Regions from separate parts of the Homo sapiens genome. Here regions 2 and 3 are each linked to region 1. Evidence: chromatin loops called from intact Hi-C (ENCODE). Cell type or tissue: chondrocyte. All regions are shown on one strand.

What was found. Hi-C counts contacts between places; a loop is a spot of excess contacts. Peaks named below come from ENCODE experiments on the same cell type or tissue, not always from the same donor. Only the 100,000 strongest peaks of a DNase experiment are listed, where the experiment ranks them.
Region 2: a loop joins it to region 1, with 4 times the contacts of the local background. A loop is called at or near these places in 7 of 110 quality-filtered maps.
Region 3: a loop joins it to region 1, with 2.5 times the contacts of the local background. A loop is called at or near these places in 3 of 110 quality-filtered maps.

The regions. Positions count from the first base shown.
Region 1 is chr15:73,558,487-73,562,486 of GRCh38, forward strand. It overlaps REC114 (REC114 meiotic recombination protein), which reads left to right. Exons shown (of 6, transcript NM_001042367.2): 6 at 1,266-1,527. The coding sequence ends at 1,430. NPTN (neuroplastin) reads right to left here. Exons shown (of 9, transcript NM_012428.4): 8 at 3,410-3,484; 9 at 1,528-2,562. The coding sequence ends at 3,424. Among named protein-coding and RNA genes, the nearest start is that of NPTN-IT1, 9.1 kb to the right of the region's middle. In chondrocyte, CTCF peaks have their summits at 2,211 (motif pointing right) and 2,431; no DNase peak of the experiment used is centred here.
Region 2 is chr15:73,906,096-73,910,095 of GRCh38, forward strand. It overlaps a transcript of TBC1D21 not described here. Among named protein-coding and RNA genes, the nearest start is that of LOXL1, 18 kb to the right of the region's middle. RefSeq lists a silencer at 2,289-2,408. In chondrocyte, CTCF peaks have their summits at 2,383 (motif pointing left) and 2,582; a DNase peak (open chromatin) is centred at 2,366.
Region 3 is chr15:73,282,618-73,286,617 of GRCh38, forward strand. It overlaps NEO1 (neogenin 1), which reads left to right. Exons shown (of 29, transcript NM_002499.4): 23 at 347-494. Among named protein-coding and RNA genes, the nearest start is that of MIR12135, 15 kb to the right of the region's middle. In chondrocyte, CTCF peaks have their summits at 1,636 and 1,845; no DNase peak of the experiment used is centred here.

The DNA.
Region 1 (4,000 bases):
CAACTGGTTTTAAAACACTGCAGGTTACCAAAGAAAACATACAGATGACAAATAAGCATGTGAAAAGATGCTCAACATTATTAGTCATTAGGCAAATGCAAATTAAGACCACGATGAGACATCCTGCAAACTTATTAGAATGCCTAAATTAAAAACAAAAAGAAAAACTGACAATACCAAACCCTGGATGGGTGAGCAACTACAACTCTCATCTACACTGCTAGTGGAATGTAAATGGGACAGCCACTATAGATGACAGTTTGGCAGTTTCTTACAAAGTTAAATATACACTCACCACATGACTCAATCCTAGGTATTTACTGAAGTGAAATGAAAACCTGTGTTCACACAAAAACCTGTAAGGGAATGTTTATAGCATCTTTATTCATAATTGCAAAAAAATAAAACCCAAATGTCCTTCAACTGGAGCACAGATAACCAAACTGTGGCACATCCATGCAATGTAATACTTATTCAGCAATAAAAATGAATTACTGCTATACTCAACATCATGGATTAATCCCAAATGTATTCATTATGCTAAGTGTAAGAAGCCAGATTCAACAACGTATTATGATTTCATTTATATGACATTCTGGAAAAGGCAAAACTATATGGAGAAGAGATCAGTAGTTATTAAGGGTTAAGGGTTTGACGGTAATGGTTAGCACAAGGGTCACATAAAGGAATTTTTTTGGGAAGTGAAAGAAATGTTCTGTATTTTGATTGTGGTGACAGTTACACGACTATTTGTCAAAACTCACAGATGGCCAGAAAAAGATGCGTGTGAACTAATGTCCTTTGGGAGTCTGTGGCCTCTTTCTTACATTCAGAATGCAGCTAGCACATAGTAGGCTGCTCACATCCACTCTGCCACCTATGCTGTGGCGAAGATGAACTGAGCTAGTGGAGCTCATTCATTGATAGCATTGATAGGTTTGTTTTCAATCCACAGGTTATCAGCACAGTATTCTTCATTAAAGTAGAATCTCAACTTTGCAAACATTTCATCAGTACATTTGAAATTCTTTCCTTAGGGCAACAAGATTATCTCACATGCTATGTGTATTCAGAATACATATTAATATACAAAATTGTAAATGTAACAGTAAAACTATGTAAAGGAAGCCTGTAAAGCTAATTAACACTAATTTTTTTGGTGTGTATTTCGCTAATCTTTCCTTAAAGCACTATTTGCCTGTGTTCTATTAGCCAGGTATTGCTTTTACCTGTAATCTGTAACGACTTTTCTGGTATCCCTGCAGACTCTTCTGGCATCGGAGGAGCTGCCCCATGTCTATGAACAATCTGCATGGGGTGCAGAAGAGTTAGGCCCCTTCCTACGTTTGTGCCTTATGGATCAGAATTTCCCAGCATTTGTGGAAGAGGTAGAAAAGGAACTGAAAAAGCTGGCGGGTTTGAGAAATTAATGCTCTATATACATATATAACTAAGGAACTTCAAAGTATTGAAAAATGCTTCCTCCTAAAATTAAAGAAGATATTAGAATAAAGAGTATTATCCAAACACCTTTTATCAATGTTTTATTTTTAAAAACAGGTGAATCCACTTTTTTATACATCATTGCACTTCAATAATTACACAAAACACACAAGTACATGCATCTACAATTACGCACCGCATGAGAACCGTTAGGTTATAAAATCTATCATCAACCAGTAAATCAATGTGAAAAAATACAGTGTCAAACCAAAAAGTATAACTATAGTTGCATAGAATATTACCATGCTATAACATTTCAAGGTCATTGGAAACAAAAGAAAAATTATAAAAGTTTGCCTTGATTGAATGAATGTACAAGAATAAGGTTCAACACATCAGTGCAAAAGGATTTATGAATTTACATGACTTAACAGAAGAAAAGATAATCACTTAAAAAGCAATCATACGTATATACTGCAATTCATTATACCCATTCAGTGGACTGTTCCAGCTTATTAAAGTCACAGGTTAAGCCCTTAAAATTATAGATTTCAGTTTATATTACTCATCTTTATGTACCAGAACTGCACAATTTCCTCATCTGACAACATACAATAAGGAATGAATATCAGCAGCTTAAAAATGAAACAAGCATTTACTTTATTTTGGATTTCTCCCACCCCCAAAAATATAAATATATATATATATATATTTATATACTGTATATATCTGTAGGTTTTGCTGTACTTTACAAAAGTGTATCACTAGATGGCAGCAGTGCATTTTAGAGCTTTGCCAATTTAACAGCTGCATTAAGTAAAAAATGGCGCATGCATGATCTGATCCTCAGAGGACCTTTTCACTTCTATTTAAATATTTTAACAAAGGAAAAAAAAAAGCAACATTCACAGCACATCAAGCCCAAAATAGTTTACACCTTCTACACTGAAGCATTGTTTAAAATGTACCTGGCTAGATCACCCTTACAGGAGAGGCTAAATAAGGCATGCTTTAGACAGTCATTGTGGTGTTGCTCACTTGAAAGGGGAGAGAACCAAAGAGGTCCAAGCAGAAAATTTTAGCAGGTCATGTTGCCACCAGTTTCAGGAACCTAAAGATCTGTAAAGAAATATGTATTTGGAAATTATAAAGGGATTATGCACTGTCACTCACAACTACACCGTGTGCCACACAAAACTTTGGTTCAAACAGCACGCTCAGGGATGTGGTGTGAAATTCTGATCTCCATATGCCTAACAAGATGACATTCTGGCCCTGCTGCTACCTGGCCATTCTTGTCTTGCCCCCAGACGTGAGGTAAGACTAGTAGGCCTCTGGGAATAAGCCACCTAAGAAGGTGACAATTTTCACCTCTTTGTAAAGATATAATAGTAGTGAAAAGTGTTGATTTTAAAATATGTCTTCTGAAATGGCATTTATATAAACATGTGACACAATGCACCTGATGGCGGGGCACACTGGCTCATGCCTGTAATCCCAGCACTTCTGGGAGGCTGAGGCAGGCGGATCACTTGAGGTCAGGAGTTCAAGACCACCCTGGCCAACATGATGAAACCCCGTCTCTACTAAAAATACAAAATTTAGCTGGGCATGGTGGTGGGCAGCTGTAATCCCAGCTACTTAGGAGGCTGGGGCAGGAGAATTGCTTGAACCCGGGAGGCGGAGGTTGCAGTGAGCCGAGATCACACCACTGCACTCCAGCTTGGGCAATAGAGTGAGACTCCATCTTAAAAAATCCAAACAACAACAAAAAACAACGCAGCTGAAAAATGTTCCTTTCCAGTCCCTAAACTGGGCAGACAGAACTGGCTTCATCAGTATCAGCTGCTCTGAAATGAACTAAAATATCTTATAACACCAATTACTGAAGAATTTGTAACAAGGTCAATAGAGGCACATTCATTTGAATATAATTTTTAAGACTGCTACAGAAGGCCATACTTACATTGTAAGCAGTACTTAATTTGTGTTTCTCTGGCGCAAGTTTTTATCTTTGTGATTGTTGGTAGAGTTGGTTTTCCTTTGGAGGAAAAATTGCATTACATGAGTTAAACTCAGTCAATAACTTTTCAAAGTATAACACATGGAAATACAGGGACTCTTTCACTTACTGCCATCCCTGGTGTAGTGAGAAATTTTGTGGCACAATATGAGTGCATAAAAAAACATTCCTTAAGTAGCTACAGGTTAAGTATCCCTCATCTGAAATGCTTGGGATCAGAAATGTTTCAGATTTTGAATTTTTTTAGATTTTGGAATATCTGCATTATACTTACCAGTTCAGCATCCCTAATCTGAAAATCCAAAATTCAAAATGCTCCAATGAGCATTTCCTTTGAGCCTCATGTGAGCACACAAAAAAAACTTCAGATTTTGGAGCATTTCAGATTATGGATTTTGGTAGTAGGTAGACTCAACCTGTATATACCTCATTTTATCCTCCTTTTGACCCCCAAGGCAGACGAGTACTTTCCCTTCGAATCCGGAACTATAATTACGATACAGGTGAGAATATGTAAAACTTTTCTCCACTGAA
Region 2 (4,000 bases), 350 kb after region 1:
TCTAAGCTGCTCACACTCAAGAGTCCCAGAAAGTTTGTTGTGCTACTTCTAAATAGAGAAAAGTTTTGTCTCCATAAATTTATACTCTCCACTGCCTTCCCAGGAAGCTGAGTTCTGGTCACAGGTGACCCTTTGTGCTGCCATCTTGAAGGAGCTGGGTAGGCAAATTAGGGACAGGAGGGGCTAGGGAAGTGGGAGACGTATGTGGGAGGAGGTCGGGGAGAGGCTGGAGAGAACTATGGAAGAAGGATTTCATGTGTCTCCGTGGGGTATGAGACCATCTTCTGAATCTTCCCACCCAAATTGTCAGTATACTCAACCTTGCTCCCTGATGTCTTTGAGTGAATGGAATCTGGAGTGGAGAGGGTGGTGGCAGTTTGGAAAGAAGGATGAGGGACCAGCCCCACTGGTTACATGTGGAGAGGACAAGGTACACGGAGGAGGAAGGCAGGCCTGGCAGAGCTCAGATATCTGTGGGAGGAGGAGGCAGGTTCTTGCCTCTCTCTTCCTCTGGGAAGCAGCTTGTTTGGGAAATCCAAGCCCAAGTCCATCCAGGGCAAGTGCCTCGATTTTCCCTTGAGAGGAAGAAAAGGGCTTTCCTGACCCAGGAGGAGGAGAAGACTGAGGTCAAGTCAATCAAAGGGACAAAGCTAACCCCTATGCCATCAAGAATGTATGTGCAGTGCTGAGTACTATTTTTTGGATCTGAGTTGTGCTGAGTGTTGGTTTACAGAGCTCCAGAACCCCCAAGTGTAGAATGACTCATTCACCGATGTCATGTGTGTAGAGAAGAGATCTGCAAGCCTGGAAGATTCACCTCTTCAGGCTCTTGTTCTCTGTCCCACCAGCCTAGTAATATGGGCAGGTCTTAACTTTATAAAGAGGCCCCACCAACCACAATTCCATGCAAAGCTTGCTGCAGAGACCCAACTCTGAGGGTAAGGACCCCAGGCCAGACAGCAGACAACTGGGCATCTCTCTTTCTCTCTCATTTCCTCCTCCTCCTTCTCCTCCTCTTCCTCTTCTTCCTCTTCCTCCTCCTGCTCCTCCTCCTCTTTTTTTCCCCCAGTCTGAGCCCTCACTCCCCACCAGCTAACTAGCCCAGAGCAAGCAGCTAAATATAGTTCCTTATTCTTTGACTCGTAGAAATCAGCCACAAACTGTCTGTCAACATGAATTTCTCAGCTCAGTTGTTCTAGCCATGAGCAGCTGCTGCTCCTGATACTTCACCGGGCTGCTCTCAAGTTCATCTTTGGTGGGGTCTGCATGGAAGGAAAACACAAATTTGAGAGGGCAGCTTTAGAAAGTGTGAAACGGGCATAGACTTTGAAATTGGAGAGACAGGAACCAAATCTTAGCTTGACCACTTCCTAGCTGTGTGATCCTCTGCTGGCTCAATTATTGAGCTCTTACTTAGATTCTGGGAGATGCTCTAAGATCTTTCCAATAAATTCTCATTTTTGCTCAGGCTAATGTGAGTTGGGCTTCTGTCACTTGCAAGCTGAATAAGAACTTGCTTCTCAACCCCTTGGGTCCTCTGCTGATGGCCTCTTCCATCCATCCTCACTCACATGTTCCATTCCCACATTTTGTAATCTCTTACCCCTAAAAAGTTCCAAAGCTGTTTTCTTTCTCTTTTACTTTTAAGAAAGATTTTTTTCAAGTGTAACACACTTACTGTATAGTCTCAATTTGTTGGGGTATAGACGTGAAATTGTTTTCTAACTTCCCTGAGCCTCACTGTCTTCATCTGTACAATGGGACTACTATTGCCTGGCTCACAGGACTGCTAGTACGGTCAACCAGGAGCCTAGATGGAAAGCTTCTAGCCCAGGCCTGTAACAGTGGGAGGGCTGGGTAGCTGTCCATTCCTCTCCCTATGTGGAAAGTTATTCTTTACCTATCAAACAGTAGAACAGAGGCTAGAATTATAATGCCTGCCCCCAGAAAGTGGCTTTATTGAGATGTACAAAATATTCTACATTAATTTTTATTTCATTCTCACATTTATTGAGATGAACAAAATCAGTGTTATGGATTGTTATAGACACAGTATCTGTCCCTGTGCCCTGACCCTGACTGTGGGGCTGTCAAATGTGCTTCCTGGGGAACCAGATACACCAGACACACCACACACACACATAAACACACACAGGAACACATGAAGCCAAGCAAATTCAGAGACAATTTGATGAGTGTAACACACACACAGGAGGGTATATGCACATTTGTGAGTGCACTGCAGGCCCATGGCTGGATGAAGCATGGGAAATGGGGGAATCCACAGGGCGCACGTAGCCCGCCAGTCCTGGCTCTCAGCGCTCTCCTTCTGGGCCAGGCCTGGGCCATGCTTGTGTTGAGAGGCTTTGGCGCCCTCTGCTGACTGCGGTCCTCCCTGCAGCCCTCTCCAACCTAGCCAGAGCAGGTGCAGCAGGCCCAGGGAAGCCAGGCGTCTAGGAAGGGGGAAAACCAGAAGGGAAGAGACTGAAAGGAGGTAAAGAATGGAGGGAGAAGAGAACCAGAGCCTATACTGTCCCCAAAGCCACCAGGATGGAGGACCCAGCTATGCAGCCACTCACTGACCACAGCAGCTGCTTACAGACAGGAGCATCACCTCCCAGGTGCTCATGATGACTGTCTAGAGACCCTGTGGTGGCACAGCTGGTGGTGTGAAGGGCACAGGCCCCAGAAAGTTCCTCAGGCTCTGGCTGTGATGCCTTGTAAGTCCATGTGGCAGAACCATCAACCAGACCAGTGAACTTTTCCACCTCCTCTGGGAATGCCCAGGGCCAGACCTTCAATCCTGCAGGCTAGGGAGCTTGATGATGGCAAACATGGACTTGGGAACCAGACTGACCTAGGCAGAGTGCCTGCACTGCCTCTCACTAGCTGTGTGACCTTGGGCTCCTAACCTCTCCCTGTCTCTGCATCCTCGTCTGCAAAGTGAGGGGAGTAAGACAGCTGCAGTCAGGATGAAATAAAAATCCATGTAAAGGCCAGGCGCAGTGGCTCACACCTGTAATCCCAGCACTTTGGGAGGCCAAGGCAGGCAGATCACTTGAGGTCAGCAGTTCGAGACCAGCGTGGACAACATGGTGAAACCCTGTCTCTACTAAAAATACAAAACTTAGCTGGGTGTGGTGGCACGCACCTGTAGTCCCAGCTACTCCAGAGGCTGAGGCAGGAGAATTGCTTGAACCTGGGAGGTGAGGTTGCAGTGAGCCAAGATCATACCACTGCACTCCAGCCTGGGCGACACAGCGAGACTCCATCTCAAAAAAAAATCCACATAGAGTGCAGCCCAGGGCCTGAGGCAAAGTGCATAATAAATGCTAGCTACTAGCATTACTGTTGTGGTGGTTGTTGCCCTTGCCACGGGCTTCACGAGAGATGAAGGACAGAGTTTCATCAGGGCCTCTGCAGCTGGCATGACTCCTGGGAAGTGGAGGGAAGGTGGGATCATCAGAATCTCATGTTTGCGTAAGGCCATGATGTCAGGCTGTTAGATTCCTGTTAGGAACACCTGTCCCAATTGTCTGACCTTCTTTCTTCTAGGGTGGCATAGCCCTGTTCCTCTGCAGGACTCATCACAGCCAGGGAGGCCCCTCTTCTGGTGTTTTCAGACTCAAGGACACCGAGACTCACTTCTTTCTCATGACATAACCTCCAAGTTACAACACTCAGAAGCTGTCAGTGGTCATATTTTCTGTCTTAGACAAAACCAGTCTTCTGGGAAAAGAACAAATGAGGCTGATCTGCAGCAAGAAGCAAAAACAAGAACCTGGTGGGGCTGCTGTGGCTTGCAAATCCCTGGTTCCAGATGTCTCTAAGGCCCACCCACATCCCCGCCCCTCTGCTGGCTCAATTATTGGGCTGTTTCTTAGATTCTGTGAGATGCTCCAAGATCCTCCAATAAATCCTCATTTTTGCTCAGGCTAGTGTGAGTTGGGCTTCTGTCACTTGCAAGCCAGAGAACAAGGACTAGCTTCTCGACCCCCTG
Region 3 (4,000 bases), 280 kb before region 1:
TGAGTTTATATATCACATGAGACACCAGAGAGCCAAGACTCTTTATCTGTCTAAGTATATCTCAACCTTTGAAAGCTCTTGAATGTTCAGTACAATTTGAGAAGCTTTAATTAAGTACTATCTTTGAGCAGGCTCTGTCCTGAGCACTGTTCATAGGACAGACTCTTAGCTGTCTAGGAGCTCATCATCTAGAGAAGAGAGCCATGTTCACGCGGCACTTTTATATAAGTCAGAGCAATGAGTGTTATCAAGAAGTTCACGTGAGATATTAATGGTTCTGTAGCTTGATAGTATGCATGTTTTAAATTCTCTAACCCTAACACATGTACCATTTCTCTCTCTGCAGGCAGTAACAGCCCTCATGGGAGCCCCACCTCTCCTCTGGACAGTAATATGCTGCTGGTCATAATTGTTTCTGTTGGCGTCATCACCATCGTGGTGGTTGTGATTATCGCTGTCTTTTGTACCCGTCGTACCACCTCTCACCAGAAAAAGTAAGAAGCCCCAGATGCACCCCTTAGATTTTTGGCATCTTATCTTTTGCTTCCATGTGACTTCTGTATATGGAGTGGTACACAAAGTTAAGACATAAAAATACATGAAAAGGAATTTAAGATATTTTAAAAGAAAATGGGAAGTGGTTCCTCTTATCAGTCAGTGTCCTGGCAGAAAAGAGCTGGCACATTTAAAAGGATTTCAAAAGAGGTAATTTACAAAGTCATAGGTGGGGTTAGGGCAAACTAGGCAGGGATATTCAGAGGCTAGCAGCTATGATAAGACACCATCATCCTTGGGCCTGAAAGGGCAAGAGGAGAGAGCTGTTTTCAGAAATCTGAAGCAGTAGGAGAGGGCTTCCTGACAAAAGCAAAGTGGGTGCTAGAGGCATGCAGCCATTGCCAGCCTCCTCCCAGCGGGCAGTGGCAGGAAAAGAAACACCTCCTACCCTCCAGCCTCTTGCCAGTGTCTAGTATTAGCTATACCCAGCTGGAAGCCAGGAAACCCAGCAGGATTGCCAAGTAATAGTTAATTTAGCTCAACCTCTGGGGTCAGAGGGCCAACTAGAGAATAGATGTGGTGAGAAAAGTAGAAAGTGTCTGGCATTGCTGGTCACCCCCTTTGGAGCACCATCTGTACATGCCCACAGTGAACCCGATGCCCAGGAGTCTGTGGACATTCTTACAGGCTGTGTCACAGCACAAATGCCAGCCCAGTTGGAAGAAGACCATAGGCCTGTCATTCTAAATCTAAGTTTAAGAATATTTTTAAAGAATTGCTACCAAGTGTAGAGTTGGGGGTGGGGGTAGGATTGCTTTAATGAACAGGAAAGGATCATTGATAATCAATTTATCAGTTTCTCAGAGCGGCTGAATGGCTGCTAGCCTTGAACTCCTCTGGGATTTTGAGGGTTGTGGCTAATGGTCTAAGTGCAGATAGCAAGGGGGCTCAGTTATGTAGTGCTTGCTAATACCATACAGTCCTACACTTGAAAGAATCCTTGATCCTAAATTACATTCAACTCAGATATCTGGTTAGCAAAATAGATAGAAAAAAAAAAGGAGATTCCTGAGTTATTCCTAATAGCAGTACCATAATGTGCATAATAAAATGACTTTAGTTGCAATATCTTGAAAGATCATAAGATGGGGGTGTTGCTCCGCTAGAGAAAGAGAAATTCATGTTTATGTGATTATCCATGCAGACTTGATCTGCCCAAGGCAAGAATGCATGTATTTAATAATCATAAATTTGTTCATTTTCACTGTACAGGGTAAGTACAGGCCACCCTGTAACTGCTACTGGTAATGACTTTATGTCATTTTTTGTAAGTTATGTGATATTTTAAATCTCTCTTTCTTTTGCCCAAATGAAATAGCTTTCCATAGCTTGTACTGTATCACTTTTCCAAGAAAAATGGAGGCTTCTTTTATAATCCTTCTGACCACTGCCTCTTATAGCTCTTCCTTTTTTTTTTTTTTTTTTTCTTTTGAGACGGTGTCTCTCTCTGTTGCCCAGGCTGGAATGCAGTGGCACATTCTTGGCTCACTGCAACCTCTGCCTCCTGGATTCAAGCGATTCTCCTGCCTCAGGCTCCCAAGTAGCTGGGATTACAGGCACCCACCACCATGCCTGGCTAATTTTTGTATTTTTTAAGTAGAGATGGGGTTTCACCATGTTGGCCAGGCTGGTCTCGAATTCCCGACCTCAAATGATCCGCCCGCCTCGGCTTCCCAAAGTGCTGGGATTAGAGGCATGAGCCACTGCGCCCGGCCCTGTCTACTTTTAATAGTGGAAAACTATTATTTTTAAAGCCTCAAAGACTACATTTTTTTTTCTACTCTAGAACTTTTCTTCAAGCCTCTTTATTTGGCATTTAATATTTATCTATCTATGAACTTGATTTTATATCAGTTTTAGAAATATTGGGATCTTTATTTTTCTGTTATTGAAATAATTTGAAAACCAAAATGACAGAATTCCTTAGTGCTTTGGAAGACTTCAAATTCAAAGTAAATTTTTTTTTAGACAGGATTTTGGTCTGTCACCCAGGCTGAAGTGCAGTGGAACAATCTCATCTCACTGCAACCTCCACCTCCCGGGTTCAAGTGATTCTCCTGCCTCAGCCTCCCAAGTAGCTGGGATTACAGGCATGTGCCACCATGCCCGGCTAATTTTTGTATTTTTAGTAGAGACAGGGTTTCACCATGTTGGCCAGGCTGGTGTCAAACTCCTGACCTCAAGTGATCTGCCCACCTCAGCCTGCCAAATAAGGTACTCAGTCTTCAGATTGAAAGTAAGAAGATGAGTTGATAATAGGCTCTATTCTCTGTATTGGCACGTCCTACAGATTTGGGTCCCTTTGTTGAAAATCATCATATCAGATCTTCATGGGGTTTTCCCCTCCCCCACTTCCCCAGTTATCTGCTTTGCAAGTATTCCATTGACTGTTGAAAAATATAAGCGAGCTTTTCTTACTACTTTTCTTCCTACTTTTCTTCCTCTGTAATACCTGAGGTTCATTTAGATGGTAGCTGTTTACAGAGTCTTACAACCTCAAAGTTGATAGAGCATTTAGAGAATCTAAACCCTCGTTGGTTCTCAGCACATTCCCCCTTAGCCCCTGACTGGCAACAGGTAAGCTGGGCTTCTCCTTCATGAAGAAGGCAGAAGCTGTCAGATAAGAACAACCTCAGCACACCACCATCAAATCTGACACCTTTCTACACTGGTAATCATCGTTTCCTCCTCCCTCCTAAGTGTACTTCCCCTGTTTGAAGCCCGTTCTACCCTTTACCCCCTGAATCTCATTGTCTTCCATTTTTCTAAGACCTTTTACCTGCTGTTATTCCTCTCTCCAGCATAGCTGACCTCTTACTCGTTATTGGCCGCCTCTTCAGTATTTAAGTGTGCTCTAACTTCTTCCAGCTTAAGGAATAATTATAATTATAACCTCACCCCCACCCCCACCCCCTGTATGGTCCTTTTCACCGGCTGCTTACTAACCTTTCTTCTCCACCACAGAATTCCTTGATAACTTGCTTATACTCTTATGTCTGTTCACTGCCTACCCATGCATCAGCCCTTTCTAATCTTTATTCTGCCCCTACCACTTCACCAGAATTGCTTTTGTGGAGGTCACCAGCGACCTGTGTATTGCTAAAGCCAAAGAACATTTTTCAGTTCTCATCTTAGTCTCTCAGCAACATTTCACACAGTCAACCATTCCTTCCTTCTGGAAACATTTTCTTCTTTTGTATCCATGACAGCATGTTTTGTTTTGTTTTTTGTTTTTTTTCATAGGTCCTCCTGTCTACCTAGCCATCAAATACAGACATTCCTCAGGGCCTGGGCCTGGACTTACTCTCTTCTCCTTCTGTGTTCTCCCCAAGTGATCTCATCTGCTCCCGTGGCTTCAGCATTCCAGCTACTTTTGTATTTCTGTCTCCAGCCAAGGCCTCCCTCCTCTGAGTATCAGACTTGCACACACAGTTGCCTCTTCTAC